Linked DNA regions of Homo sapiens: region 1 is linked to region 2. Evidence: chromatin loops called from intact Hi-C (ENCODE). Cell type or tissue: psoas muscle. All regions are shown on one strand. Each heading gives the region's core, and the rest is flanking DNA. Links, peaks and the distances in the headings are about the cores only.

Region 1 (15,928 bases), core at 3,612-11,611, 51 kb after region 2:
TCCAGCACTCTGGGAGGCTGAGGCAGGAGAATTGCTTAAGCCCAGGAGTTTGAGACCAGCCTGGGCAACATGGCAAGACCTGTTTCTACAAAAAAATAAATAATAAATAATTAAATTTTTAAAAAACGACAATGAGATCCTACCTCACCTCTATTAGGCAGCTAAAAATTAAAAATTTAGCATTTCAAGAGGAAAGCTTCTATTCCTCAAAATTCACCTATATGAATCACTTTATTACCTAACATCATATAAATGAATTATATCAATTTTATATTATTAATAACGGTTACCATTTATTAGTTGCCTACTATTCATGAAGTCAGGCATTAACCTCTAAGCCTTTCAGCAACCCCAGAATTAAACATTAATATCCCTAATTTACAGGTGGAGCTATTCATGAAGTCAGGCATTAACCTCTAAGCCTTTCAGCAACCCCAGAATTAAACATTAATATCCCTAATTTACAGGTGGAGCAACTGAGGCTCAGTCAGAATTCCTCTTTACCAGCCTCACCCAGCTTGCTTCTAAGCAATAAAGTTGATATTCAAACCAAGCTTTCTCATTTCAAAGGTTATCCACCTTCTATTGAACCAGAGTTGCCATCTTTCTTTCCACTCAGGGAGAAATATATTTTGTAGGTGCTCACAAAGCTCATTTTCAAAACACATAGTAGTATTTTCTGTAAGACAAGCCTGACATAGACCTGTGCTATATCTGTGAAAATTGTCCGAATGAAGTACAAATTCTGTCATTTGTCAATGTCAGAGTGATGACCACAGGCCCAAATATGAAAGCTGAAAAATATAAAGATTATTTCCATTGTCATTTGCTGATGTGCTATTGCCCTAAGTCTCCCCCACCCCATCCTAACAGCTTTTAATACCCTAAAGTTTCTTACTAGTGTATTACATTTTTAAAGGAAGAGTTCTTGGCTGTGTCTCCAGAAGAGACTGCACAGAGTCACTGACCCACAAATGTCCTTCTTAAATTAATACTGATTGTTTGTCTCATCAATCCATAAGACACGTTTGGTTTGTTCTAGTTCCAACATTTCCTTCTCACCAAAATTTAGATTCCTTTCCCTAGAGACTTTAGTTGAAACTCTACCCCATATTATATCTAATTCATAACAAACCCTCTCAGTGCAATCTGGGATTTAACAATTAGCTAAGATCCATATTTCAAAAATATGTAAGTTGATGGAATAATTCAGTAGTCTCCCAGACTTGAAATTTAAATCTGAGCAGTTGAACTAGACTATCATTGACTGGGTTCTTTTGAATGCCAATGGAATTAGGGGCCTCTATTTGTACATGCCCTCAAATGAATGGTTTGGGGTTGGTTTGCTCTTGGTTCTCTAGTTCTTTATTTATGATGTTAGGTTGTTAATTTGAGATCTTTCTAACTTTTTAATATGGGTATTTACTGCTATAAATTTTCCTCTTAACACTACCTTAGCTGTGTAGAGATTTTGTTATGTTGTATCTTTGTTCTCATTAGTTTCAAAGAATTTCTTGATTTCTGCCTTAATTTCATTATTTACCTAAAAGTCATTCAGGAGCAGGCTCTCTAATTTCTATTTAATTGTATGGTTTTGAGTGATTTTCTTAGTCTTGAGTTCTATTTTTATTGTGCTGTGGTCCAAGAGAGTGGTTGGTATGATTTCAGTTATTTTCCATTTTCTGAGGATTTCTTAATATCTGATTGTGTGGTTGATCTTAGTGTATGTGACATGTACAGATGAAAAGAATGCACACTCTTTTGTTTTCAGGTGGAGAGTTATGTAGATATTTATTAGGTTCATTTGGTACAGTGTTGATTTCAGGTCCTGAATATCTTTGTTAATTTTCTGCCTCTCTGATCTGTCCAATACTGTCAGTTGAGTTTTGAAGCCTCCCACTATTATTGTGTGAGTTTACATCTCTTTGAAGGTCTCTAAGAACTTGCTTTATGAATCTGGAGATTTATAAATTCAAAGGTGACATTTTAAAGGTTGTTGGGTCCCTTAAGAATATGATAAAAACTGGCTGGGCACAGTGGCTCATGCCTGTAATCCTAGCACTTTGTGAGGCCAAGGTGGGCAGATCACCTGAGGTCAGGAGTTTGAGACAAGCCTGGCCAACATGGCGAAACCCCATCTCTACTAAAAATACAAAAATTAGCCCAGTGTGGTGGCACACGCCTGTAATCCCAGCTACTCAGGAGGCTGAGGTAGGAGAATCGCTTGAAACCAAGAGAGACAGGTTGCAACAAGACAAGATCGTGCCACTGCACTCCAGCCTGGGAGACACAGCAAGACTCCATCCAAAAAAAAAAAGAAAAAGAAAAGAAAAAAAGGAATACGATAAAAACTATGATTTATTTCCCCAGAAAATTTGCATATGCACCCAAAGTTTTGGCAATAATTTCATGGAACTCATAGAGCCACTGAAGTTTCTAATTCCAGGTTAAGATCCCTTGCTTTAAAAGAGAAACTCAGACAAAATAATTTGTTCGCATTCTTTTTCTTATGATGACATGGAGTCAGGAGATTCCAATTTTTAGTGACATATAAAATGAGAATTATATGAGAATGACTCTGCTATTAGCTGTCACAACAACTGCGTTGAGGACCTGGGTATGTACTCTTCTACATTGGAAGCCTTACAGACCAATTCAGAGGACAATGGTCTCCACCCAGCAAGAAGTTACCTAGCACATTTGGTGGAATATTCATTCACTCATTCATTTCACAGATCAACTGATACTTACTGAGCACCTTAAGCACCATGTCTTTAACAATATATTGAGGATTCAAAAATGAATAAGACAACCCCTGAATAAACTCTGTTGTCGGCCCTTCCTCTCCTCCACATTTTTGCCCAGTCTTATTGCCCTCTCCTACCAATTTCAAAACAAGAAATTTGTCAAATTTATGTCAGATGAAATAAGGAAAATCTTGAAGGTTAAAAAAAAATCTCAGGTGTGCATAAAGGCAAGGCAAAGTTCTTATTCATTTTCATATAGCCCCCTTGCATTTAGCAAAGTACTATGAAGAGAGCTGAAAAATTTGATTGAGCTGGACTTGTGGAGTGAGAAGTGTATAAGGAACTCAGGAAGGATAATAGCTCCTATAAGCCTTGATGTCTCAATGTGCAAGAGGCAAATAATCTGACTTGTCACACCTACATGAAGATCTGATTATATGAGGGTAGCTTATTCTTCGTCAATAATAGCGGAAACCAACTGTTCTATGTTTATGGGACACTATGTGGATGACACTGTGCTAAGTAAATGCTTTATATGAATTATCTAATTTATTGTTTATAATGCTAAGGATTAGACATGACTTTTTTAAATTTTTTTCTGAAATTCCAGAAAACAAACTGAGGCTTAGAGAATTTAAACTGGTTTTGTCAAAGTAGTAGAGATATAGATATTAGAATAGGGGTCAAAGTAGGGAAATCCAAAGCATTCTAACCCAAAGTGAATGCTTATAACTTCACCACTCCAATAGTTTCCTACCCTTAGCAGAGCCCAGAGAGAATACATCAAACATATAAATTTTTAAATTAGGAATTAAGCATGGAGGAAGAAAGTCTAGACATATAAGAGTTACCTATACAGTGTATGCATATATACATTTGTCTGTGTGTGTACACACTGGCATGTGTGTAAGCAGGAAGGAGGGGAAGCTTATAGTGATCTGAAGACAAGTACTACCAACATCTAGTAACATCTGAAGTGAGTAGAGCCAGAAAGAAGTGAGAACAAAGAGCACAGGAATACTACGTACACAAACACCCACTTCATCATTTTCACAATTGTGCTGAATGCTACCCCTTCAGGAGAGTAAAAGCTGTAGCCAGACTGACATCCAGGCGAAACATCATTTTGAGACTCTCCTGGAGCAAAAATAAACGATACCATTAAAAAGTAGACAAGGAGCATGAACAGACACTTTTCAAAAGAAGACATACATGCAGCCAACAAGCATATGAAAAAATGCTCAACATCACTGATCACTAGAGAAATGCAAATCAAAACCACAATGAGATACCATCTCACACCAGTCAGAATAGCTATTATTAAAAAGTAAAAATAACAGATGCTGGTGAGGTTGTGGAGAAAAGGGAACACTTATACACTGCCAGTGGGACTGTAAATTAGATCACCCATTGCGGAAAGTGGTGTAGTGATTCCTAAAAGAAATTAAAATGAAATTACCATTTGACTCGGCAATCCCATTATTGCGTATATACCCAAAACAACGTAAATCATTCTACCATAAAGACACATGCATGCATATGTTTACGGCAGCACTATTCACAATAGTATAAACATAAATGCCCATCAATGGTAGACTGAATAAAGAAAACATGGTGCATATACACCATGTAATACTATGCAGCTATAAAAAAGAATGAGATCATGTCCTTTATAGCAATATGGTTGGAGCTGGAGGTCATTATCCTAAGCCAGGTAACACAGGAACAGAAAACCAAATACTGCATGTTCTCACTTATAAGTAGGAGCTAAGTAACGAGAATACATGGACACGAAGAGGGGAACAACAGAACCCGGGGGCTACCTGAGGGTGGAGGGTGGGAGGAAGAGGGAATCAGAAAAAAATACCTATTGGGGACTATGCTTATTACCTGGATGATGAAATAATCTGCACACCAAACCCCCATGACACAGTTTACCTATATAGCAAACCTGCACATTTACCCCTGAACTGAAAATTAAAGTTATAATAGCATTTAAAAAAACCTGTCTTCAGCATATTCTATCCTTCCTTGCTCCAATTCCCATCTCTCAGATCCCCTAAGCCCCTGGGAAAGGGCTTAATTCTATCCACACTATTCTAACTTCATAACATAATCCTTATTTCCATAGTCTAAAACTGAGGTCATAAATTACTGATTGTGCCTCTTTAAGTCTCACCCTCTTCTCAGTACCACGGAGCATATCACATTACTATGGAAACTAAGGAACCACAGAGAAGTTGGGGGAAAATATCCATTTTAATGCCAGAATCAAAACAAAGCTACTAATTCCCGTTAAACCCCCTTGGGGTGACAATGGTAATGAAATTATTTCTTAGAGAATTCCTTAGGAAAGAGCAAGTCACAAAAATTCAAATGGTAGTCTTCAGTTCTCTCTGTGGAAACTGAGTGGCCACTGTTCAGTATGTAAGGATCCTCATTTGTCACAAAGTTGGCAGAAGGTGCCAATCAAAGACCTTGGTTTTTTCTTTCCATTTTCTAAAATAAAATACAATCGGTAACCCTTAATTAACATTCTTTGTCAATGTCTTTCCTCAATCCTAAGGGTAAAGCTATAAGCTTCTCAACTCCCCTAAGCACTGTTAAGGCAACGTGTACCAAGTTGGAAAGTAACTCTTTGTTTGGATGTAATAAATTGCACATTAAATAATGATCAAAATGCTTATTAAAGTCTACATAAGAAATAACAAGCAATATCAATTGCATAGCTCTTAACCTTCAGTAATTATGTCATTTGTAATCAATTGCCTTTTTCATTAGTCATATTATATTCTGGAGCTGGTTTCTATTACCTAATTGTTTATCTTCAATAAATATGTTTTAATAAGCGATTGTGTTTATACTCCATGAAATAACAGTCTTAATTAATCTATGTTGAATACTCATTTGGGAACTTAAATTCAAAGACCTGCCAAACATTCTAAAAGCATGATTCATATCAAGATGAATAATAAAAGTTATACAATGTGCTAAAAAATACATATTTCAGTGACTCCATTTTACAGGAAGGCTGTGTAGAAGCTATTTTTTTTCTAATCTTGTGATATTTTAGAGAAGAAAGGTACATTTCCTAAGACTTTATGACAACATCCCTGAAGGTTTCCTATATGCTACTTACCAGGGCTGTATCACTAAAACAAGAGCCCTTTTTTTTATTATTTTTGGTTTTTCTACAACCAAACTAGACAAAGATACTTTACAATAGCACAAAAAGAAGACGGCTTTTACCATATGATAGTTTTGGACAGCAGCACTGTAATATAGTTAGAGGTAAAATATCAAATTTCATTTAACAGAGAAATATTAACCAATGGCAAAAGTACATGGTTCATTTTTCATTTCTCAAAACTATTAGACTGAATTGTCTGACTAGCAAAATAGATTAATCAGAAAACAGTTTTTTTAGTAACTGGACTGACTTTTCTCAGACCATCCTTAGATATTGAAAACTAACTCTAAAAGACTAAGAAACTTAAAAGGAACCAAAAATACGTATCTAGTCTTCATTTTTTTCATCAGATAATCAAATCTTTTTTGCTTCACTCTAAAGAAGCTGAGGACATTATAAGACTAGAAATGTTCTAGAATTACTGAACCAAAAAATAAATGTCAGCGATATTCCCATGGGGAACATACTTTTAAGTTCATTTAATCATATCATACGTACATTGACCTAGACAAATTACATGCAGTTGATGACAAAATTAGCCTATAGAAGACCTTGAAAAAGTGGATGTAAATAACCGAGGAGCTTGACATGACTAGAGAAAAGCGTGTCCAAGTGTGAAAACGGGCTATGTCCTAAGTACACTAAGGTCTGGGCAGAGCAGAAGTCCTTGGGCAGATCTTTCAGCCTTTGGAATCTCATTCTTAAAACATGACATTTCTGAAATCCCTGAGTTCATGGAACCATTGCCTTTCAACACATATTTTTAAAATCTCTAGAACCATCAAATAACTTCTAGTGATTTCTGTGAGGTCATGTTAAGGTTAGCATAGAAAAAGGACCACCCACATAGCCAAACCGGCATGTCTCTTTTCAATTTTCATTGTCAAAAGGACAAAGGAACTGTTTTAATGAAGTGTTTTTCAGTTGTCTTTTGTTTCACATTTTACACAGGAAAAAGGAAAATGTTTCTTCAGTTCAGGGCATCTGAATCATATTTCCAAGGGGACAGGCATTTTCAGGACAGTAAGTACTAAATTATAAATAACTTTCAATAAATTAAACTGTAGTCTGGCTTTTTTTTTCTTCCTTGGAAACATTTAGCCTTCAGAAGACTTAATTGTTCTTCAAGATAAAATGACAGTTGCTTCTAAAGTATATAAGGCAACTGGGCATATGTCAGTTATAAAGCAGTGACGAGATAATGTGGCACAACATACTTCAGCGAGAAACTCCACTGAACCAATGAATGCAAATGTATTCTAGCTTTCTGACTCGTGTCAACTGATCCAACTTGCAAAACTGGATAAGCTCTCTATTAGTGGTTTGAAGACCATAACAATCTTTGTTATAATTCAATGCCATCTTCTCACATGTACAGTGAAAGGAACAAATAAGGCAGTTATCCTGATGATCAGGGGCCAGAAAATAAACTGTATCTCAATTGTGTAGATATTTTCGGTGAACATGTTTAGGCTTTGTATTCATTAGTTAAATTTTTTCTATTTACTTTTCATCACAGATATGGTCCAGAGTTCCACAGAAAGAAGTAAAATGAATGCAACAGTCTGTACTTTCATAGTTATACAGAGTCTAATGAATGGAGTTAGATGATATTTATAAAAAAACAAAACTCTGATTTGCCCATCTTTCTCAATTCTACAGGAAAGTGATTTTAAGAGACAGTTTTCTCAAGAGTTGATGATTTCCCATATAATCCTGCATTCGAAAAAAATAATAGGACCAAAGAGGGCAGTAATTGAGACAAAGAATTAAATCACTTATCTGAAGATTTCTGGAATCAAAGAGGGAAATATTTTTGGACTAGGGCCTTTCTCTTACTCTTAAAATCCTCTCAAATAGCGGCCCCTCCATAAAATTGGTCATGATTAGATGCTTCTAGGAGTAGAGAAGAGAAGAGAAAAACGAATTTGTTCTCCTCTTCTACAACACAACCAAAACTTACCTCTGTGTTATTATTTCATAATATGCTCCCAATCAGTTTTTCCCAACTCTGTCATAATTCCCCTTTCATGCCTATAACTCAACTCAACTTATTATAATAAGAGAGGAATCTTTATATATATATATATACTCAAATTTAAAAATGCTTTTAGATATAGGCTTAGCTGCTTACTTACAAAAAAGAGTAGGAAGCATGAAGTAGCAGCATACAAAATCAAAGAGGTGGTCAACTGGGAAACACACACCAAAATAGAAGAAATATAGCAAAGCCAGCCGCTCCAGCATTTCAGCAAGACCCCACTCCCTGTATCCTGGGTTATAACTCTTCCTGAGTATTGCTGGCCTTTCTTATAAGGGTGATTGGAACAAGGAACCTAGCTGTATTCATCTTCTTACCTCTACAGCAGCATTTAAGTTCCAAGACTAGAAACTTAATATTTGATGAATGAATGAACAAAGGAGTGAATAGAATGGCAAATAACATGAAAGAAGATAGCAGGAGAGTTAGAACAGGAGAGGACAAGACGACGACAAAAGTTTCCGTTGTTTCCACCAAGAGCAACACAACTTTGCCTGAGAGCCTGAGCAAGTTTTCTTCACACCTGGCCATCATACAGTGTTTTTACAGACAAAAGATCAGCACTGCTTCCCTCTGTTTTCTTCCCCTGCTTCCCTCCCTTTCTTTTCAAACTAGGAAAGTTTGTATAAGTATGTTACTGCACAGACCACTGGGCAAATGGCCAACTGTCCTCTGGGGAAAAGCCAAACCTGATTCTCATTTTAAAGCGATACTGACTTTTATGGCCCGAGATTACTGTAATCAGAGAATATACATTGAGCTTGAACTCTCTCAGACATGTCCAAATCTTTACACTATAGAAGGTAGATCTTTCCAGTCTGAAATTTTTAAGTCAATATAATCATATGAACCCTGTTGTCAATATATGAAAAATAAAGAGATGTTCACCACGGGACCTTCATCTGCAAAGTCTTCTCTGACTTCCCTCAACTAGATTATAATCCTTCCTTCTTCTTAAGTCCAGTAGCACTTTAACTACATTCTCTTATAGCTTGCCACTTTCTACTTGGTGTTGTTATGCGGATGCATGTCTAATCAACTCAACTAGAGTCATGCTACTTGAGGGCAATAGCCCCTGCAAAAGCTTGAGAGTGCTTTATTCTTGTCTATAGAAGGCCCTCATAATTTTTGTTTATTTATATATAAGTAAATCTATTCTGATTGTAGTTCAGTTAAACCATTGATCAAAAGAACCCCTACCAATATCTTATATCCTAACATGTTTTGAGTTAACCATAATAGTTAACTCTCCTCGAGGGCTCATTTTATGCCCAGTGATACACTAAGTGCTTCTTTATTTCCATTTTTCCATGTTAACCCTCACTGGAACTCTCTTAGGTAGTCTTATCCCCTTTACAATTGAGGCAGCTGAAGTTTAAAGAATGAATTAACTTGCCCAAGCTCACCCTACTAGGGAATTGGCAAAACTGGGATTGAACCCAGGACGTTTGTTTCCAAATTCCACATTCACGGCTATTGTATAATCCTACTTCCTCGTCAGCTGAGTAAGGCCTTCCGGTCCTTATTCCAAAAATCATTTCTTAGAAGAAAACTAGGCTCAACAGGCAGCCAGATGCAGCTGTCAGAAAAAGCAAGATACTTCCTCACAAAAAGAAACACATTCTTCCAGGGCTTTAAATGCTGCCTCGCACCAGAAGTCCCAGTACCCTTGAAGGGAGGGTGACAGTAAGTCAGGCTTAAACCCAGGGTGACCTGGAAGCCCAGATAAACTGCAAGCTCCTGTGATACCCGAAAGGCTATTGTGTTGGCAATTTATCATCTAGGAAGCCGAGTTTTTGTTTTTGCACAGGAAATGCACTTCAAAGCTCCTGCTCTAACTGAAATACATCTTTCATAACTTAATTTACCCAGATTTATTTTTCATGAGCCATGTACTTTTTTTCAGAGAGATTTTTTTTTAACATTTCCTTATATGTAATTTTCTTAAATATTCAAGGCCTTGAGCTATTGTGTAGAAAAAAATTATGCTTAAGAGAGGTTAGAGTCTACATTTAGGCTCACAGTTAACATCGAAACACAACAGGTATGAATTATTACCCAATCTTTCAGGCTCTAACGTGTCTTCTTGCTTAATTGGAGCAATAAGTCCTAGGATTCACTGGGGATTTTTTCCTGATTGACGTCACCCGTCATTCTTGAAGCAAGATACTTACAAAGAGATCCTCAAAACAATGGAATATTTATTCATGTGCACTAACATATCCCCAGGTGTCAGGAAATCTGCAGCCCTGGGAATGAATCTTCTTTGTCCCAAAAAATGCCCTGTGGGCTGTGTTACTTTCTTGCTTTTTATTCAAAGCTTCGAATGAATGAAATGTTGGTGAAATTTTGAGGAGGTTCAGATTTGTTTTGGTACAGTGGGATGTGGCTTTTTTTTTTTTCTTTTTGCCTTTGCTCTCTCTTCCAGGGAATACCTGAGACTCTCTGGCCTTATCAGTGTCAAAAATTACTTTCTTAAAAAATCTTTTTTGGACTCAAGCCAGAGTTGCCTTTTAAGCATTTGAGGGGTGAGAGGTTTTGTTCCCTGTTAAAGGCCTTTTGAGCACTGCTGAGCACGTGGAGTAAGACTTTGGGGTTTGGGATTCCTTGGTAGAATCTCCAAAAGAACATTACCCAGGAAGCAACACAGTCACCCTGGGCATGAGACAAGAACAGGAACAGCACAGACATCATCAAAAAAAATTCTTTTTGCATAATAAATTGAATAATAAGATAATTTTGAATATTTACTATGTGTCAGTCACTGTTCCAGGGCCTTAGTTGTGTTACCATGTTCAATCCCAGTAATAACGCTCTGAGAGGAGGACTCTTCTTACTCTCATTTTACAGATGATTTAAGTAATCACCCAAGGTTACACAAGTAGCAACTGCTGGAGCGAGGATTACAAAACAAAAGTAGAGGAGATGCCATGTTAGAAGTATTATCTGTTTGATCCCTTTCATTCACTGTTAAATTGACTCACGGAAGGAGGAAGGAAATACATGAAGTGTAACATGAAGCTTTCTCAGTTACTTATCCACCATTTTGTCTTCTCTTTAAAATGTAAAAATAGACTCTCTTGCCTGCTCCCTCACCAAGCCCCACTTAAGTCTAGAATGTCTTGGGTAAGTTTTATTGAGGTGATTTACATTTTGTTTTTAGGAAGACCAGAAATTGTCCACTGCCAAGACATAATGAGAGGTTGTATTTGCCTAGAATCTTCCTTGATGAGGTGCAAAGGTAATTGTCAGATAGCACTAACTGGCTCTTTGATATCAGTTTAGGAAGTGCTGCACAATGTTGTTCCATTCCTTTTGCTGTGGAGGATGATGAAAAGTTGAGATCTAGAAGGGTACTTTTTGGAAGATTGGCCAACTACTTGCTCACTTTTTTCAAAAACAAATAATCCATTAGCAAGCACAGTAGTCCCCCTTATCCACGATTTCAACTACCTGTGTTCAACTGCAGTCCAAAAATAGGTGAGTACAGCGCAATATTTTCAGAGAGACCATATTCATATAACCTTTATTAAAGTATATTGTTATATTTATTATTATTGTTGTGAATCTCTTACTGTGCCTAATGTGTAAATTAAACTTCATCATAGGTATGTATATAGGAAAAACACATAGTATATAGTCAGGTATTATGTACAATTTCAGACGTCTACTGGGGGTCTTGGAACACATCCCCTGCTGATAAGGGGGTACTACTGTATACTTGGAATCCTTGTAAGTCCAAAGTCCAGTGCTAGGCTTTAGGAGGGAAAGAGGAAAAAAATCGAAAAAGACAGAAAGGAAGAAAGGAGGGCAGGGGGAGAGAAGGAGAGGAGAGGAGGAGAGAAAGAGAAAGAGAGAAAGAAAGAGTAAGAGAGAGAGAAAGACATAGAGAAAGAGAGAAAGAGGGAGAGAGAGAAAGAGAGGGAGAGAGAAAAAGAGAGAAGAGAGAAAAAGAGAAAGAAAGAGTAAGAGAGAGAAAGACATAGAGAAAGAGAGAAAGAGGGAGAGAGAGAGAGAAAAAAAGAGAAGGAGAGAAAGAGAGAGAGAGAGAAAGAGAGAAAAAGAAAAATAGACAAAGAGAGAGAGAAAGAAAAGAAGGAAAGGAAAGGAAAAAGAAAAAGGAAAAAGGGAAATGGAAAAGGAAAAGGGCAGAGTGGAGAGAAGGGAGCAGAGAAAAGAAAAACTCTTTAGAAACATCCACAAGAATCTGAAATACCTTTTCAGCTCATTACTGCTCCCCCCTCATTGAAAGTAATTCCAAAGAAATCCTTCATTAGGCCTATAAATTCCCTTGTGATTGGATACATTTTGCATATTTGTTTGGCCTGTTATCAATGAATATAGATAGAAAACAGAAGACAACAGATGCAGTCAGCATTTAATCTTTAAAAATCACTTTATGTTCTCCAGAACCTTGTGCATTTGTTAAATAATCCCAGGCTGCCTTGAAAATCCTGTTTAGTAAACTTTTATAAAGTCTTTCAATATGTTTCTTAGTCATCTTGTTAACATACAATGGCTCTTGCCTTTGGTGGGCATTTTCAGAATTGACCCAAATTGTATCTCAGGGAATTCATCTGAGGAGTAAAGGACAAGTTATCTCCTATACAAGGAGAAAGAATGCAATTAGAAAATCAAAAATTATCTTGTGTTCTTTGGCCTTGTGTCAAAAAGTATTTTTAAATTTATATTCCCTTTCTGGAAAATTTTAAAGTTCAGTTTTTAAATAATACTTTTATCTGTCAAAGGAGGTCTAAAAAATGAGACTGAGAGACTTCATATAGATCATCCAGTAGCATAAAACTTGGATTTTATCAAGAGGGATTTTACCAATATGTTCATATTTTCCCAAGACAGTCACAGTTTATGTCTATGGTCCTGGCATAATTATTTATGTCACCTCCTTTCGCTCCCTAAAATGTCCCAACTTGGATGATGAATTTCATGGTTACCTAAATTTTATATTGGAATATATGCATACAGCAAACATACTGTAGTAGAAAATATGAGTGCCTTGGACTATGGTATTAGTTAAATGATCTTACACAAGTTATTACCACTTTTAGCCTCAGTGTCCACATTATAAACTGGGAAATATAATCATCCCTTAAAGGGTTGAATGAGGATCCAAAAAGACAAGGTCTATGAAAGTGCTTTATAGACTGTAAAGCTCTCACAACTGTTGGCAATCTTTATTATTCTAATTCAGTTTTCAATAAATTATGCGGAAGAAAGGACCAGGAAACTACAAAAGCTGCACATCTGAGGAAGTAAGACTTTGTAAGAAAGAGCTGAATTTGTCTTCAGACTGGACAAGAAAAAAAACCTTTATGTTCAACTTCTAGGTCACCAATCTGGCCATTCAGAGATTAACAAACATTAATAAATGTATAAAAAATTGTGTTGAATGTTGTACAGGCTACCAATTTACTATTTTATTGTTTATCAATAAACAATTTACAATATCTTTATTCTTAAGAGTGTGAAAGAACAGATTAGAAGTGAGTGATGAGTAGTGAAGAGACTTTTCCAAGATTACATCTCTAAAAGAAGTAGAGTTGTACCTTGATCCTCTGCTAAATAAATATCTGAAGTGAGCTCGTTTGTCCAAACCACGTTTCTATAATGTGCTAACGTTTAATTTCCTGATTTTTCCTGTATTTAGAGACCTAAATTACTGGCACATTTTGATTAATCTGAAAGAATAAAGTGAAGGAGATCTCATAACTACCCTTTTAGGTACCTGAACTAGGTCACATTTTGATAACAAATTTAATCAATGGTGCTGTTTGGGGTACTTTACAGAACCATATAATAACACATTTCTATCGCTTCTCAACTGCCTCAAAGACTTAACAGTATGTTATGTTTTTGCTACTGGCCATAAAAGCTGATTTCACTATAGTTCATGATATAAGCCCATCGATTTAATTTAGCATTAGGAAAACAGTGTGTCAGTGTTTCTTCACCAGTTCAAACAGGTTAACAAATATGTGGCTTGTCAGTTTTCTGAGAAGGTTGCGTATTTTTTTTGCAATCCAGCACCACAGGTCATTGTGATTCTCTTTTTAACCAATCGGTGCTTTTAGAGAACCTCTCAGCAACAAGTAAACCAAAGTAATAAGGGTTTAACTTGCATTATTTTGGTCAGCAGGCCAAACTTAAGCCAACTATCAAACTTGTTTTAAAAATAAAAAGCAAACAAAACAAACCAAAAAAAAAAATAAGATCATGAAGAGTATCCTTTCCAAACTTTTAAGATTATTTATTTTGAACCCTAAAGGGTTTTTGTTGTTATTTTATTTTGACTATAAATTCTTTCTGCTCAAGAACAGAGTAGTAAATTTGGCTCACTGTCCCAGAAAAGGGGAGAATTTCTGGCAGTGAATCATTATAACAACACAATTTTTCCAGCTCATGCCTACCCATTCTCTAGATTAGAGTGACATTTGTTTGTAAAGCAAATCTAGGTTCCTTTTAATGAGAGGTGGTAATGCTCCATGATAAATAATCAGCTTAAGGATTAACCCTCTAAGCAAGTGGCTTATGGTGAGTCAACTGCCAGCCTAGAAATAGATGAGAATCTTAACATTTATATTTAGTGATTTCTTCTGTCATTATTGTGTTGACAGGAGTTATAAAGTGGAAAAGACACACAAATATAGATTCTAGAGACCTAAACCATTAGTGCTAGTGGGAATAATCCTAGACTCCCTCTGAAAGGCCAGATCTTTCAAAATCTGACCCCATCCACATGTGAAACTCTACCGAACTCACCTCCACTGACACAAATTTGTCATTCTTCCTTGAGCACAACCTGCTTTTTCACATCTTGGCTCCTTTATACATTTATTCTTCAATACCTTGAATTATTTGTCTGCCTAGAATATTCCTACAAAAACGGCTAAGTGTAAATATCATCCTCTCTACAAACCCTTCTCTGATTTCTCTACTTCCAGAGGTAATTAATCACTTCATCTGTAATATTAATTTATGGTAGCCCTTATCACTTTGCAAAAAACACAGAATCTATCTATAAGTTAATCTCCTTTTCTAGACTATGGGATTTTTGAATCCAAAGATATCATTTTAATAATCTGTATTTCCATAGCATAGCAAAAATTTTGGTACATAGCCGGAAAACAAATATTTGCCAAATTAGGAAAGTCATGATTTGTATCATGTGGTAGCATAGTACATAAAGCACTGGACATGAGATCAGAAGACTTGGGTTACTTTACTCTTTGCCACTTATAAGTTTTATGAACACAAGAAAACAACTTTATGCCAATAAATTTGACAACTTAGATAAAATTTAAATTTTTTTATAAGAATTACAATACTCCAGAACTGATGGAAGAAGAAATAGGGGGAAATTACATATTTATATATTCATATATATGAAAAGACATCTCTAGTAAGAAAATTGAATGAGTAAATTTTTTAATCCCACGAAGGAAATTTCAATGTTTTGCCAGTGAATTGTATCAAACATTTGAGGAAAAAATACCAATCTTACACAAACTTTTTCAGATAATAAAGTTGTTTAGAACACTTCCTAACTCATTTTATTGCCCATAATATTACCCTGATACTAAAACCTAACTAATACATTATAAGAAGAAAATACTAAAGACCAAGGGGATATACACAAAATTCTTTAACAAAGTATTAGGACACCAAACACAACAATATATAAAAAGGATAACACATTATTCCCAAGTGGAGTTTGTCCCGGGAATGCAAGGTTAGTTTAACACTAAAAAAATCAACTGATATGATGCATGATATTAATAAACCAAAGGGGCAAAAGTATATGAGCACTCAATAGATATACAAAAAGCATTCAACAGAATTCAACAGCCATTTGAGATTTTTTTTAAGAACTCTCGGAAAACTAGAAATAGAAAACAGCTTTCTCAATCTGAGCAGATCATTTAGAAAAATCTA
Region 2 (15,928 bases), core at 3,477-11,476:
GGAGGTAATCAACTGCAAGTGGACAAGAAAAAACCTTTTGAAGTAATGGAAATTACCTGATTGTGATATTGGTTACACAACTGTACACAACTGCCAACTTCATCAAAATGCACAAACTGGGACAATGTATTGTACCTAAATTATACCTCAAAAAAGTTAAGAACATACATATGAGAAATGTAATAAATCATAATATCAACAATAAAATCCCCTAATTATGAGACTATTTTGTTTTCCTCATAAGGGAAAAAATAATGAATGAGCAAGAGTCGCACCCATTCCTTCTTTCTACTAGAAATAAATGAATCAGTCTGGATGAAGTATTCATCAAAAATGATGCCATGCTATAATTGAGCATAAGAAGAGTACAAATTAAAGTTATTTATGTCTAAAATTTCCTTCCAAAGCTTCAAATGATTCAGAGGAAAAGAGAACATTGACATAATCATGTGAAATTCAATAGCTTTTTAGTCCTGGTTTCTCCATTTGGGTTATCTTTATTTTGGTGCTCTCTGAGGTCCTTTGTCAAATCCTCAGCCTCTCTCAAAAACAGTACACACTCCCTTCCCCCAAGTACTATCTAGACCTGTGGTGTAAGGGAAAGCCATCAATTGAAAGCTTCAGTATAACACTTTCACCGTTATTAAGTCATTGCTTCATTCATGTGAAAAAAAATTTAGTCAGTGCTTGAGTGTTAGGGGCAGCATGAGGAGGAATGAGGCTGTTCAGGAGTTACCTATGTAAGTACCAAGTGTAAATTAATGTGGGGGGATATAAAAGTATGCTTATATAAAATATTAAACGTATATGTCTGTCTTTGTTGAACAGTGACTATATGCCACAATTCTCTCATTTAGTGTTCCCAACAACCCTATCACCTAGGTTTATGCTTTTATCCCCATTTTACAGATGAGGAAATGGAGACACAAAAAAAGTAAGAAACTTGTCTGACCCATGCATAAACCAAACCCCCTGCTCTTTCGGCTGTGCAGCATAGACAACACAACCCTAGCAGAAATAAGGAAATGAGTAAGTGAAATGAAAGAAGAGGCATTGTTCCTGCCTTTCAGCAGCTCACAATCTTACAGTCTAACAATATAAAACAGGCCCTTGAGAGCTTCGAGAATAATGAGATGCCACACTGCGTGCATGTGTACGAGTACGTGTCTGTATGCGTAACAAGTAGGTTACTGACAGACATGTCAAAAGAGATAGATAATGAAAATACAATGGCCACAATTTGAAATTAGATATGCAAATTAAAGCCATTTCTCCCTACCTAGGAATTTTTCTGAGTTGCTGAGAAAATAGCAAAAATCGGATTGGGAATAGTTTTGCTTTATTTTCAAAATTATCTGTAATATTTCTTCTATTTATTGTAAACACCTTAATGATAGGTAGAATGCCATTTAAGCACTTTGAAGTCCCACAATGTGTTATTGAAGCTAACATGAAAATATTGCTTAAATGCTAATTGTGTTTGTGGACATGTTAAGTTTTTAAGAAACAGAAATAAGCAGGCATTTGCATTCTGATGCTTAAAAACCCCTGTTTAGGCCGGGCGCGGTGGCTCACGCCTGTAATCCCACACTTTGGGAGGCCGAGGCGGGCGGATCACGAGGTCAGGAGATCGACACCATCCTGGCTAACACGGTGAAACCCCGTCTCTACTAAAAATACAAAAAATTAGCCGGGCGTGGTAGCGGGCGCCTGTAGTCCCAGCTACTTGGGAGGCTGAGGCAGGAGAATGGCGTGAACCCGGGAGGCGGAGCTTGCAGTGAGCCGAGATCGCGCCACTGCACTCCAGCCTGGGCGACAGAGCGAGACTCCGTCTCAAAAAAAAAAAAAAACCCTGTTTAGTGTTTTAATCTAATGTTGATGTCACCTTTTCTCTAACATGTCTATTCCAACTAAATTCATATTAAATTTCAAATTCATAAGACAATGCAGAAAGCACAGGGTGTGCTTGTCACACGGGTGGCTTCAGGAAGAGCCATTTTAACCTAAAACCTGAGAGATTAGTCTAGACCCAGATAAAGAAAAAAGACAGAAGGAAAAGACAGAAACAAGGAAAGAGGGAGAAAGACAGGGAAGGAGGGAGAGCAGGAAGGAGGGAGAGAAAGGAGGAGGGAGGGAAGAAGAAAAAAAGGAAGAAAGAAAAGGAAGAAGGAGGGAAGGATTCCACTTTTCCAGACTCCTGAGGTTGGAGGAAAGGACCTTCCACCAGAAGTTTGTTCCTTATGTATCCATCGCTTCTGAACTTCATCTTGGCCATGGACTCTTAGTCAAATCATTAACCTCTTTGAGCCCTAATTTTCTCATCTGCAAATTACAGGTAATTGCAGTGATTCCAGTCTTTTCAGGCAAGACTTAACTGTGACAATATGTGTGAAAGCGATTGAAAGCCTCTAAAATATCTTACAAATATTCATCTATTGGGGGCCTGTGTGTTTAAATAGCATTGCCACTGCCAAGTTTTTGGGGAATAAGCATAGAACTTTACCCTGTGCAAAACTAAACTCCCCTGATTCCTCTCTGCAAGCAGCCCGAACGTTGGGAGATCCAGCAGGAAAGGAAAGCAACCCTCAGAATCAGGATGGAACGTGATGCCAAAGATGGGAGGAGAGTGGAAGCAGGGAGAGCTGGACTGAGAGACTGTTTAACGTTCAAAACCAGTGCCAAGCTAAATTAGAAACAGGAGTCTACATACCTGTAACTTACCTCATCGGTATATAATTTGTAACCTGAGATCCCCTCACAGAGAAGTAAAAATAGCAAGGCTCTCAAGCAGACTTCTGCTCTGCTGAGTGCAAGGGCAGGGTGAGGGAGGGCCAGCACTGGGGAAAGATAAAAGGGCCAAGGCAGAGAATGCCAATCATGTGGTCTTGGCAAGAACACCTTCTCTCCTATACCCTGGGTGATGGTATGGAGAATATAGCCAAGAGAGGTGACATCAGGAGGCTGACAAGCAAACCTTCCAGGCAGAGGAGGACCTGTTGCCCTAGAGTCACCTGTTTTTGGTTTTTGTCATAGGTCGTATGACATTTCCTCAAAGGGAAGTGTCACTGAAGTTCTGAGCCTGCCTAATCCTGCCATGATCAAGGCAAGTTAACTAGTCCAGGAAACGCCAGTACTCAGGCAGGTGCAGAACAGATGAGTCTGTTTTCAAGTTTTGTAGCTGGCTCCCAACACCCTGGAAGAGATGATTTGCTGCATAGTTGTCTCACTCTCTGTGAACACATTTTTCCCTCACTGGGTCAGTGAGCTTGGGAATCTTCAGAGAACAGTTAGCTTCCTTCCTTCAATTTAGGGTATAGTCCCTCTCAAATCAAGTCTATGCCATTTTAACATCACCAATTGTGCAAGTGATAGAGGAAAGCTTTGTCCTTCCTTAACTCCTGCTACATGGAAAAAGTGACAAAGTAGAAAGGAGAGGAAGCTTATTTTTTAATTAATCACATCAAAAAAATGGGCATGTCTCTGCATTCTTTGTAATGATTATATATTGAAAGCTATTAATATAACAAATGCAATACTGAGAATTTCTAATGTGGAATCAACACCATCTTTGTAAAGGAAACCTTACTTGTATTATTTTTAAAAAGGAAGAAGAAGAATCATCATCATCATCATCATCAGAGATGTTAGATCTCGGAATGGTCCCACAATTTCAAATTCTCTAAAAAAAAAAACCAAAACAAAGAAACCCAACCCAAGATATTAAACTAAATAATCAGTGCCCATTGGCTAGGCAAATTGCTCTCTAATGTTTCAAATATGTTTTTGTGTTAATTTGTAAAACTCTGTTCATGTAAATGGGTTTTGTTCATTCGTTTTGCAAGAATTCAAATATTCTTCCAGTTACCATTTGAAGAGAAGGTAATTTTTGTTTCAAACTGCCTCCTGTTCATAAATAGGTTCATCAGGTCTTATTTATTACGAAGAATCAAGACAGAACTGCAAGCTCTTCATGGCTTTCCTAAAAGAAAGCAACCAGGAACAACACAACAGAGTAGAAACAAAGAAGAAGTGGGGCTATCCAAACCTGGCTTTGAATCCTGGCTTTGCTCTATAAGAAATGTAACACCTGAGAGACTTAAATAACTTTTCTGAGCCTCACTCAATTGCCTTTCCTATAGTAATGGGAACAGTAGTGCCTACCATACTGGGTTATTTTAATGATTTGGTAAAATGGCATATGTCAAAGCCCCTAGAAAGAAACTGTCCAATAGAAATATCACGCAAGCCACATATGTCATTTTCTAGTAGCCACATTTTAAAAAGGCAAAAAGAAACTGGGAAAATTAATTATAACAACATATTTTCTTTAATCCAATATATTCAAAATATTATCATATCAAAACCCAATCAGTAGAAAAGCTTATGTTAATGAAATATTTTACATTCATTTTTTTTCTATGAAGTCTTCAAAAGCCAGTGTGTATTTCACACTTACAATACACCTTAATTTGGACACTAAATTTTCATAGGAAATGCTTGATCTATATTTAGATTTCTTAAGATTTTCAGTTGAAAAAACAGATTCACATACCCAGGTTGTTCCAAAAGTACTTAAAGTTTTCCAAAAACTGAACCAAGTATCAGTGTTTTAAATTTAAAATAATCAAGATTAAACAAAATTTAAAAGTCAGTTCCTCAGCCACACTAGCCCCCTTTTAAGTGCCTAATATCCACATGTATCTAGTGGCTACTGCATTGGACCTTGAAGCCCTAGAGCAATGTCTGGCACTTAGTAAGTGCCCAGTGAATGACATATTTTCTTCTGCCCACTAATATCTTATTTTAATCCAAAATTTGCTTAGCACTGAAGTTTCAACTTTGAAAGTAATGTGAATACCAACTATGACAGGCTTTCCCTAGCCTGGGAACCAAGCACTGAGGTGGCATAATTTCCATTTGCCATTCCACAAATCACCCAAAATGATCTTGTGGAACTGCAACCATCAATCCGCTCTAGTTTTTTAATGCATTTCAGTACTCCATATTGTTCATACCACACCCTCATGGTTTGTCATATCTCAGATGACAAATAATAATATGAAAGTCTCCATCGCATGCAAAATATGAAAATACCAGTGAAAGAATCAGCTTCACCACTCAAACTCTACTCCTTTGGAAATCTGTGAATTTTGGGGCTAATCAAAATATCTATGTGCCCATAGCCAGAACAATTAGGCCAGATAAATAGACAGATAAACAGCATCCAAGTAGGAAAGGGAGAAGGGAAATTGTCACTGTTTGCTGATGTCATGATATTATACATGGAAAACTCTAAAGATTCCACCAGAAAACAAAAAAAAAACTGTTAGAATTGGTAAGTAGATTCAGGAAAACTGCAGGATACAAAACCAATATACGAAAATCAGTAGCATTTCTATATACTAACAATGAGCTACCTGAAAAAGAAATTAAGAAAACAATCCCATTCAGAATGGCGTCAAGTAAAATAAAAATAAAACATCTAGAAGTAAATTTAACCAAGGAGGTGAAAGATTTGTATGCTGAAAACAGTAAAACGTTGATGAAAGAAATCAAAGAAGACACAAATTAATGAAAAAATATCCCATGTTCATGGGTTGGAAGAATTAATATTGTTAAAATATCCATACTACCCAAAGCAATGTACAGGTTCAATGTAATGTCTATCCAAATACTCATAATAGTTTCACAGAAATAGAAAAAAAAATCCTAAAATTGTATGTAACCACCAAAAACTTTGAATATCCAAAGCAGTCTTAAGCAAAAAGAATAAAGCCAGAGGCCTCATACCACCTAACTTTAGAATATATTGCAAAACTATAATAATCAAAACAGCATCATACTGGCATAAAAACAGATACAAAAGTGCCAAGAGCACACAATGGAAAAAAGGGCAGTAGTTTTAGGAAAGCTAGATATCCACATGCAGAAGAATGAAACTGGACTCCTATCTCATACCTAATGCAGGGATTAAACACTTGAGCACAAGACCTGAAACTGCCACACTATTACAAGAAAATACAAGGCAAAAGCTCTACAACATTGGTCTGGGCAATAATTTTGTCAATATGACCCCAAAAGCACAGGTAACAAAAGCAAAAATAGACAAATGGGATTATATCAAATTAAAAAGCCTATGCACAACAAAGTAAACAATTACCAGAGCAAAAAGACAACCCACAGATTGGGAGAAAATATTTCCAAACCAAATATCAAATACAGGGATAATATTAAAAATATATAAGGAACTAAAACAACTTAATAGCAAGAAATCAAATAACTCTATTTTAAAAATAGGCAAAAGACCAGAATAGACATTTCTCAAAAGACATACAAATGGCCAACAGACATAGGAGAAATGCTCAACATCATGAATCATCAGGGATATGCAAATTAAAACCACAATGAGATATTATGTCATAACTGTTGGAATGGCTATTCTCAAAGGTGAAATATGGCAAGTGCTGGCAAGGATGTGGAGAAAAAGGAACCTTGGAACGTTGTTGACAAAAATGTAAATTAGTACAGCCATTGTGTAAAATGCTATCGCAGTTCCTCAGTAAACTAAAAATAGAATCATCATTAGATCCAGCAATCTCACTACTGGGTATATATCCAAAGGAACTGAAATCAGTATGTTGAAGAGACATCTGCATTCCCATGTTCATTGCAGCATTATTCATAAACGCTAAGATGCGGAATCAACCTAAGTGTCCATCAACGGATGAGTGGATAAAGAAAATTCTGTATACATACACAATGTAATGCTATTCAGCCTTAAAAAAAAAAAGTCCTATCATTTGTGACAATATGGATGAACCTGGAAGACACTATGATAAGTAAAATAAGGCTGAAAAAGACAGACAAACACTATATGATCTCACTTACATGGGGAAGCTAAAAAAGTCAAATTTACAGAAGTATTTAAGTCAAATTTATATAATGAGGGTTACCAAAGGTTGGGAGTGAGGGAATGGGGAAGACATTGACCAAAGGGTACAAAATTTCAGTTAGACAGAAGGAATACAAACAGCATGATGACCATTGTAAATAACAATGTATTATATATTTTTAAACTGCTACAATAATAGATTTTACAAGTGTTCACTAAAAATATCTGAGGAGATGATATATTAATTAGCTTGACACACAATCATTTCACAATTATCAAAACATCACATTGTACTCCATAAATAAAAAATATATAGCCATGTGCCAATTTAAGAAATCCATAATTCACCTTTATAAAACATCTCCTCCCTGGAATTGTACAAAGAGCTTTTTGAATGCCACAGCTGTTAGTCCAAAGCTTTCTGAGCCATGAATATCTGACCTGCTTTCAAGAAGGCAGGCCAGTAAAAGAACTAAACCCCACTCTGCTTTTTTTTTTTTTAATTCCTTAAGGATGTAGAAATCTGAGAAAAAAATTAATGGAAGATTCAAATGTTTGGACTAGATGTGTAATCACAGTCCATGGTTCTTGCACCAAGAATGTGCACTGAGTTGTGAGGACCCAGATACTTTCCCCAGATCTCCACAAAAGGCAGTGTTAGGTCTGTCAGATGATCCAAAATCCACGGCACAGTGGTTAATAACTTCTTAGGTGTAATGAATATCTGCTCTTGCTGCCTACCCAGTATCCCTTCCCCATACCATTGATAACATTGCCCTGTTCCTTCAGGGTAAGTAACCTTTTATTGGACATAGACTGCTGGGATTCTCAATTAAATTGTCCTTTCCTCTCTGTCAACAAGTATGTGTTTGGCCAAAACCAAGCCAATCAATTTCTCTCTTCTTGAAATTTGAATCTTGAACAAAGTGTCACAAGGATTCATAATGGCTAGAACTTTTTCTTTCTGACATCTTGACATCCTAGCCTTAAAGAGTCTATAAGTTCTGTCTCTAGATTTCAAAAGCTTCCTTGCTTCTTCTTTCCAAGGACTGGTCTTACTTCATTTCGAGCTTTTTATTCAATCCCATAGTTCCATAGCCTTCAATAAATTCCCTGTTTTTCCATTCCTGACATTACCTAGAGTCTGTTTGTTGCTTGAACCCAAACATTCCTATCTGAAATAATAGGTAATGTTCTATTATCAAACATGAATTCTCTCAGGCCCATGGCTGCTTGGCCAAAATGAACTTGCTGCTCTTTCTCCGATTATTCAGACAGAGAGATGCCTGTTAATGAGCTCATGAAGTTGAGTAACAGTTTCAGACAATTGCTTTGCAGACTCCCAAGGGCCCTAATTAGAATCCTTTATTTGTCTCCAACTGAGGCAACCTTCACTGTGGAGGTGGGGATTTTTGAAGGACATGAAGAAAGTCTTCAGATTATTTTGACCTGAGAAAAACCCTTTGGCGTGATTCTAACTGATAAGATTGTAAAATACAGCCATATTGCAAAATCAAGTATTACTGAGCTAGACCCCAGGCAAATAGTTTTTCCATTTTTAGGGCAAATTATCCTCAATATTAAATTCCTTACTGATGTTTCACCTCCTTGCTAATTTTTATTTTTCTTTATCAAGTTGTGTGGGCTTTTATATTTCTTCTTTGGCAGTTCTATGACTTCCTAAAATAATTGCTGAAAAAGAAATATAAAAGGCCATTCAACTTGATAAAAACAGTCAAGCTGCCTATACTATCTGAAACAAAAAATGTGCACAATGAAATGTAAATATTGTTGACAGTCAATGGCTTCTATGTATAGAATACAGTGTGACTGTTAATGATGGAAAAATATTTGTGTGCTCAGAGAAATACAGGCCAATTGTTCTGCAAGCATGTTACAAAACTACTTCCAAAAGTTATACATAGTACAGGGTATAAGCCAATTTTTTGGCAGTCTACATTACCAGGGATCATTTTTAAATTAAATCTCATAATTCTATTGCTGTCCTCTGCCACCATTCATATTTCCTCAGGAATGATTTTCCTCCAAAACATTATTACCAGCTCCCATATATCAGTTCTCTGTGTTGATCTTGAGATCAAGCCACAGGTTTTTCCCCTTCCTCATTAGCAAAAGACTTGCTTGGCCTTGGGATAACCCATCTCTTGCCACATTCTCCCAGTATATTGTTTATGCCTTTTTTAACAAGAAATATACATTTGGAGGTTCAATAAATTCTTTCAGGGCACTCAGGTCACATTTGAAATCCTAATGAAGTAATGTGCAGAGCTGAAGCCCAGTGACCTATAAAGGTGAGTTCAGCCTTGCATAGTTTTCCCCGGAGAGTAACAGCTACACAGGCCTGACTTAGGCAATGAAAGAATGCTGTCCATAATGTTTCCCATTACTCTTATGTATCTTATGCATTAGTGTCATTCTTAGGGACTAAGGTAAAATGACATTCTGATATTGGAAAAACACATTATGGAATAGTTTATCTAAAGCACTTTGTATAAACAATAAAATAATTAAGTATTCACCTACAAAAAAGATGCAGTTGTTTCATTATTATTTGTCAAAAAATGTGAAGGGCCTGAGATTTTACTCAACTTGCAAGCTTACAAATTAGCCTGGTACAGTTTCATGGATGCTGGCAGAAGACACAAGACTTTTGAGTCAGAGACAAAGACGTTTATTATTCACAGCACAGAAAGCAGCAAGAACAATATATTTGTAAATTTCCCTTGTCCCCCAGTATCACGGGAGCAACACAAATGGTTCTAGTGGGTTTTGTTGTAGAAGTAGAAGCTCATGCTTAGGGAAACCATATCTTTTATAATGGGCAGTATACTGTACTGTAGGGAAAGATGCCCTAAGTGACCTATGCCCAATTTTCTAAAAAAAAAATTAGAGATTGCTTTTAGATAAATAGTAACCAAAAGTAGACAATAGCTATTTAGGCTTAGTTCTCAATAAGAAATCTATTACTTAGCCTTCCCACCCAGGGCAACATCATCTAAAATGTAATTGTCACTAGAATCAGGAATCTCTATTTAAGGACAACTGCAGAGCTTTTTTTAAAAAAAAAAAATTCAAGATATTAAATATATTCTTTGTGAATGACTTAACTACCTTATAAAATGAACTATAAATGACTTACTGAAAACATAGATATATTTTCCACTTATTATGGGCATAGCACAGCAATCACTGTGCTGAGTACTTTCTATACATTATTTTATTAAATCCTTCTAAAATTACTGGGTGTTATTATCTTTATTGTTGACATGAAAAAAAACAAGACTCACAGAATAAACTGCTCAGTACATCTATAAATGGCAGGATCAGGATTTGAACAGTGGTCTGGCCAACCCCAAATTCAGGTGCTTATCTGCTGTACTACATTGTGTCTTCAAATAATTACCTAGTGCTTAAATGTATATGGACACACAGAAAAACACAATACAATATGGGGGTCTGTTGTAAACTATCAATTCTGTCTCTCTAAGGTATTGGTAAAACCCTTAATCAGGATCAGGCAGTGTCATATCTTAGTTCTGCTACTCAGAACTGAGCTGGAACTGAAGATCTTCACTTTAATCTCATTCCTATATGCTTAGGGCTGCAATGAGACAAAGATATTCCATGCAGATATGCCCAATAAAAATGCTACCATATATACTGGATTTTTAAAATGTAGATATACACAATGAAGTACTATGCAGACATAAAAAAGAATGAGATCATGTTCTTTGCAGGAACATGGATGGAGCTGGAGGCCATTATCCTAAGTGAACTAACTCGGGAACAAAAAACCAAATACTGCATGTTCTCACTTATAAGTGGGATCTAAGCTTTGAATACATACGGACACAAAGAAGGGAGCAATAGTTACTGGGGCCTACTTGAGGGTGGAGGATGGGAGGAGGGTGAGGATCAGAAAACTACCTATTGGGTACTATGCGGATGACCTGAGTGACAAAATAATCTGTACACCAAACCCCCACAACATGCAGTTTACCTATATAACAAACCTGCACATGTACCCCTGAGCCTAAAGTAAAAGTTAAAAAAAATGCTACCAGATCTTACAATCTAGAGAATAAGTTTCCTGTAGCTCATTGGCCAAAATCAACTTACCGATTTTTCTTAACTAGTACAAATTTAACTAGCTATCCAGTAATAGATTTAGATAGCCTGTGTTCCGGATCATGTTTTGATCATCTTTGACCAATAAATTCCCATCCCTTTCTGATCTACACTGGCCCCTTGCAAATGATCTCATGTTTGTCTAAGAGGTGGTACATCAAACGCAAAAGTTAACATTGTATTGGAAACAGGGTGAGGTGGGAACCAACGTCACAGGATATTTCTTCATAAAAACAATTTAATAGAAGCTGACCCTAAACCTTGATTAACATGGAGGGTAGCTCTTAAATTCTTTGTTGTAATGCCAGACCACTACAGGTCAACAGAAACAAAGCAAACATCCCTACAGGCAAAAAATGAAAACTATCACTTCCAAGAACAAGAGCCATGCCTTAGTAAGAGAAAAATATTCTTTCATCATCATGGTTAAATAGTCTTGCCTTCAAGAAAAAAAATAATGTTTACCCTTGAGAAAATGTTTATTTAATAGCTCAACTAGTAAAGGAACTAGCATTGGAAAGTTTGCAAAGAAACTTGCCTTTGTATCCATGCTTACCATTGCTCACGAGACTGAAATCCATCCTTCTTCTCTGCCTGCCCCCACTTTGGGGAACAGCAAGAAGTATTACCCTTTTGGCCAAAGTACAGGGTGCTATTCAGTATTTCCAGATTCACAAAAGGGCAAGACTTTGTGCTATGAAAGAAGTGGCAATGTCTCTAGGAAGTCTTTAGGAATATCACAGTGAGAGACTTTAAAAGTAAGCATATGGAGCATGAGTATAAACATTAAAGCAGGAAAGCCTGGAATGTGAGAGATCCCCGTAGAGGGTCATCTACTTGTGAAGAGCTAAGGCTTAGGGAGTCTTTCCTTTGAGATGGAAGAGAAAATTGAGTTAGCTAGACTTGTAGTCTTTGTTTTTTTCTATATTATAATATCTCTCTAAATTGTCCTAACCCTTCAGTAAAGAACTTTGCACGTGTCTATGAAATGTGATGGGTAAGACTTTTGGATACTGAAATAACAAGGCTCACCCCATTTCCTCCCAGACTTGAACGTAGAAGGGAATTGTGCCCCTCAGGTGGCTCTGAATCACAGACATCAGTTAGTAATGATTCTGGATCCTGCAATCCTATTCTGCGGGCAACAACCTATGAATGGTCCCAAGCCTGCTGGAGGCAGCTTTTGCAACAGGGCCTCACTGACCTCCAGGCTACATCCCCAAAGATCAAAATCCAGCTTTTAAAGTGCACAGTGTGCGGGCCGGGCGCGGTGGCTCAGGCCTGTAATCCCAGCACTTTGGGAGGCCGAGGCGGGCGGATCACGAGGTCAGGAGATCGAGACCATCCTGGCTAACACGGTGAAACCCCGTCTCTACTAAAAATACAAAAAATTAGCCGGGCGCGGTGGCGGGCGCCTGTAGTCCCAGCTACTCGGGGGAGGGGGCTGAGGCAGGAGAATGGCGTGAACCCGGGAGGCGGAGCTTGCAGTGAGCCGAGACTGCGCCACTGCACTCCAGCCTGGGCGACAGAGCAAGACTCCGTCTCAAAAAATAAAAAAAAAAAAATTAAAAAAAAAAAAAATAAATAAAATAAAGTGCACAGTGTGCTTATTATTGTTGTAATCCTTTCTGCCCCTGTTTGCCATTACATTCATTTGTGCCAACACTGGGTGTGCAAAGTGGTGAAAACCAGAAATGATGGGCAGCAAATGCCCCATTTTCCAATAGGAGATACTTTAAGGAACCATTTGCCCTTTGCCAGGAAGAAAATGACTTTCTGGAATACTTCTTATCGGTTCTCTGAGATAGTTCATTTAATTGCCTCATGTAAATCTGTGTGTATGTGTGTGCACATGTGTGTTTTACAGAGAAAGCATAGATTAATGAAGGAAATGATTAAGAAAAAGAAGACAACAAAAAGCTAACATTTACTATCTTTTTAGGTGCCTTATTTATATTAGCTGATTTAATGGTCATCTCAAACAATCACTAGTATGCCCATTTGAAAGACAAAACGAAAAAGGCTCAGACATATTAGATAATGTGCCAAAATTCATATGACTACTCAAGGCAAATGCACGATTTAAACTGAGTTCTGAGTCCGCACCCTTTGCTATTTTCCAAAACTGCATGAATGTGTTTTGTAAACCATAGATATAAAATATTCCATGAAGGTGGGCTCTGCTGAACATATCTTTGGAGAGTTTTTCAGGAAACTGAGAAGAGAGATTTGGAGCTAGCCTAAGGGATTAAATGATTTCTGACAGACATACAACAACCCCAGCCTCCCTACAGATTAAGGAAGTGCTTGACCTCCATAGCAAGTTCCAGATCATGACCAGTTTTCCCTCAAGCAAACCAATCCTCACTAAAAGAACTCCAGGGGCTTATCAGGTGACCTAAAATTTCTAACCCAGGACAGAAAAAGTCAGCAAAATCTAGGGCCAGAGGCAGGTATGAGAATGTCTAGGGCAGTATTGTTACCAGATCTTTTCCCTAGGCACTGAGAGTGTCACACAACTCTGCAGTTAACAATATTTAACTACTATCTACCAGGGTTCTGGGGATCATTAACATACAAATAATTGTTCACATTTTCTTGTCAACAGCAAATGGTGAAAACCAGAAATGAAGGGAAACAAGAAGACAATGAACAGGGTTTCTAAATAAAGGTGTGGGGGATGCGGAGGTGGGAGTGGGATGGGCGGCCAGCAGTCACAGGAGAAGCCAAGGAGGCACAGAGGCATTTTCTCTATTTCCCAGTGTACAACTTAAGACGTCAACAAAAAAACTGCCCATTATCCCCAGAATCTCTGCTCTACTCACAGTCTAACTTTCCACAGGCTGAGGCCTGAGATCAGGAGGTTATTAAGGAAAAGTGATGTTTACAGATCAAGCCTCCACACCAGTCTGGAAAGTAGTTCAGGAGGTTGTTGTCCCCAATGGTTCCAAGAGAAAAATTATAGATCCCTAGAGTTTAATGTTCTTGAAAAAATCCATGAAGGTATTATGAAATACACATGCCATAAAATGCTTCACCTGACCTCAAGGCTCCAGTTAGTTATGATATTTGTTGAGTGGTTACTATGTGCCAGGCATTCTGCTAGATGCTTTGTGTGCTACATAAAAATATATCATCTTCACCAGAAAACCTCAAGTGGGTATTAACGATTCTCATTTTATAGATCAGCAAACTGAGTCTCAGAAAGCTTAAGAACAGAGCAAAGAACCAATCAGTGGTGCAAATAAGTTTCAATCCCAGGTTAGTTTTAATCCAAAGCCAGCACAAGTTCCATTAAATCAACAACTTCTTGAGTACGTGTGTGGCATGGGCAGGGGAGGGTATGAAACAGCAGGAATTATCTTTAAGTTTTGCATTAAAACAAACCTTTAAGCCTAAGATATTAATAAAGGCATCTATAGTTGTGCATTTTCAAGCAGCAGTGGTCAGACCAAAAGAATTCTTTAGGAACAGCAAAGAATTATCCTGATGGCCCTGGACATGAGGCCAGCCAGGTGTGGGGGCTGAATCTCTTAAAGCATTTCAGCTGCACCCAGAAGGCAAAGAGCCAAGTATTTGTACACAGAGCAAAATATATCTTTTCTCTCCAATGCCTCTGTCCCAACACTGATCAGGAAGTTGACACCAGCTAATTTCCTAGGGAAGGTAACGAGCTCACTCCAGGACACTTTGAGCCCTTTCCACCCAGATGCTTGGGGCTTCCCTGACTGAGTAGTCCTCCCACTCCACCTGTTTGCTCTCATGAATCAATAGAGTTCATGGTTATATGTTCAGGGTTATGGACTCAGATGGCCCAGCCACCTCATATTCCTATCCTGGATGACGGTGTTCCAAGCACATCCCAGAATAAGTATCTTGAGGAGCACTTGTCCTCTTCTCATTTGTGGTCCTGATGTAACCGAAGGAGTCAGAAGTCCTTTCAGAGATGAACTTGCCTTATCTTGCATTTGCTCTAATCACACTGGACTTTGATTCCCAAACGTACCTCACAGTTTTCAATTCCTCGGCCTTTGTGCGCACCATTTCTTTCCGCTGAGTGACCAAATTCTCTGTCTCCATTGAATAAAATGCAAATACATTTTCCTTTTCAGCATCAAACCATCAGTCTTACTATGACAAACGCTGGATTAGAGAACTTGGCTTGGACCTGTGACCAAGCCTAGACCTTGCTATCCACCCAAGGGGATAGTTAGATACTGCTCCAGAAAACTGCAATCAAATAAAATAAAAAATGCAGAAACTGGAAGTCTGTTATTATAGTCTGTGGTGGGGATAAATAAAATGATTACATTTTTAAATTGGATTTTCTCTGATAACCAGAACTAGGGATCCTTTTTGAGTGACTTCTTTCATTTCTATCAAACCTAGAAATGTGACAGCTTTAGGTCTGCTTCCTAATTTATGTACAATTTTGCTCATGAATCTATATGTAAGATTTTTACCAGAAAATTTATTATTTTGACCTGTTATTGCTTCATAACCTTAATATTTTTAGAATTAATATCTAGGAAAAACGTATAATTGTGATATCATGGGTGAGTGCTACACTAAATGCCATACTTAAAAGTTTAAAGTAATAGCAGTTAACATTTATTTAGCATTCACTATTACGCCATGTACTGTTTTATACACTTTATACAGATTCATTAATTAATCCTATTGATTAATTTATTCCTATTCATTAATTCACTTATTGCCTAAGATTGGTACTAAATTATCCCCACGTGATAGCTCGGCACAGAGAGGTCAAATGCATTTCCCAAGGACATGCACAGTCCGACCTCAGAGTTCTTATTCTCAACACTACGTGACGTATGTCTTCAATTTTCAAATTCTCCAACACTAAATTATAATTTATTTTGCTTC

The links. Peaks named below come from ENCODE experiments on the same cell type or tissue, not always from the same donor. Only the 100,000 strongest peaks of a DNase experiment are listed, where the experiment ranks them.
Region 1: it touches region 2 in a loop (6-fold over the local background); 2 of 110 quality-filtered maps call a loop at or near these places.

The regions. Positions count from the first base shown.
Region 1 is chr9:13,890,516-13,906,443 of GRCh38, forward strand. All of the region lies in intron 6 of LOC101929507 (a long non-coding RNA gene), which reads right to left. Among named protein-coding and RNA genes, the nearest start is that of LINC00583, 29 kb to the right of the region's middle. In psoas muscle, for the core only: no CTCF peak of the experiment used is centred there; no DNase peak of the experiment used is centred there; H3K27ac peaks cover 4,155 bases.
Region 2 is chr9:13,839,234-13,855,161 of GRCh38, forward strand. The region is part of intron 7 of LOC101929507 (a long non-coding RNA gene); the gene reads right to left. Among named protein-coding and RNA genes, the nearest start is that of LINC00583, 81 kb to the right of the region's middle. In psoas muscle, for the core only: no CTCF peak of the experiment used is centred there; no DNase peak of the experiment used is centred there; H3K27ac peaks cover 831 bases.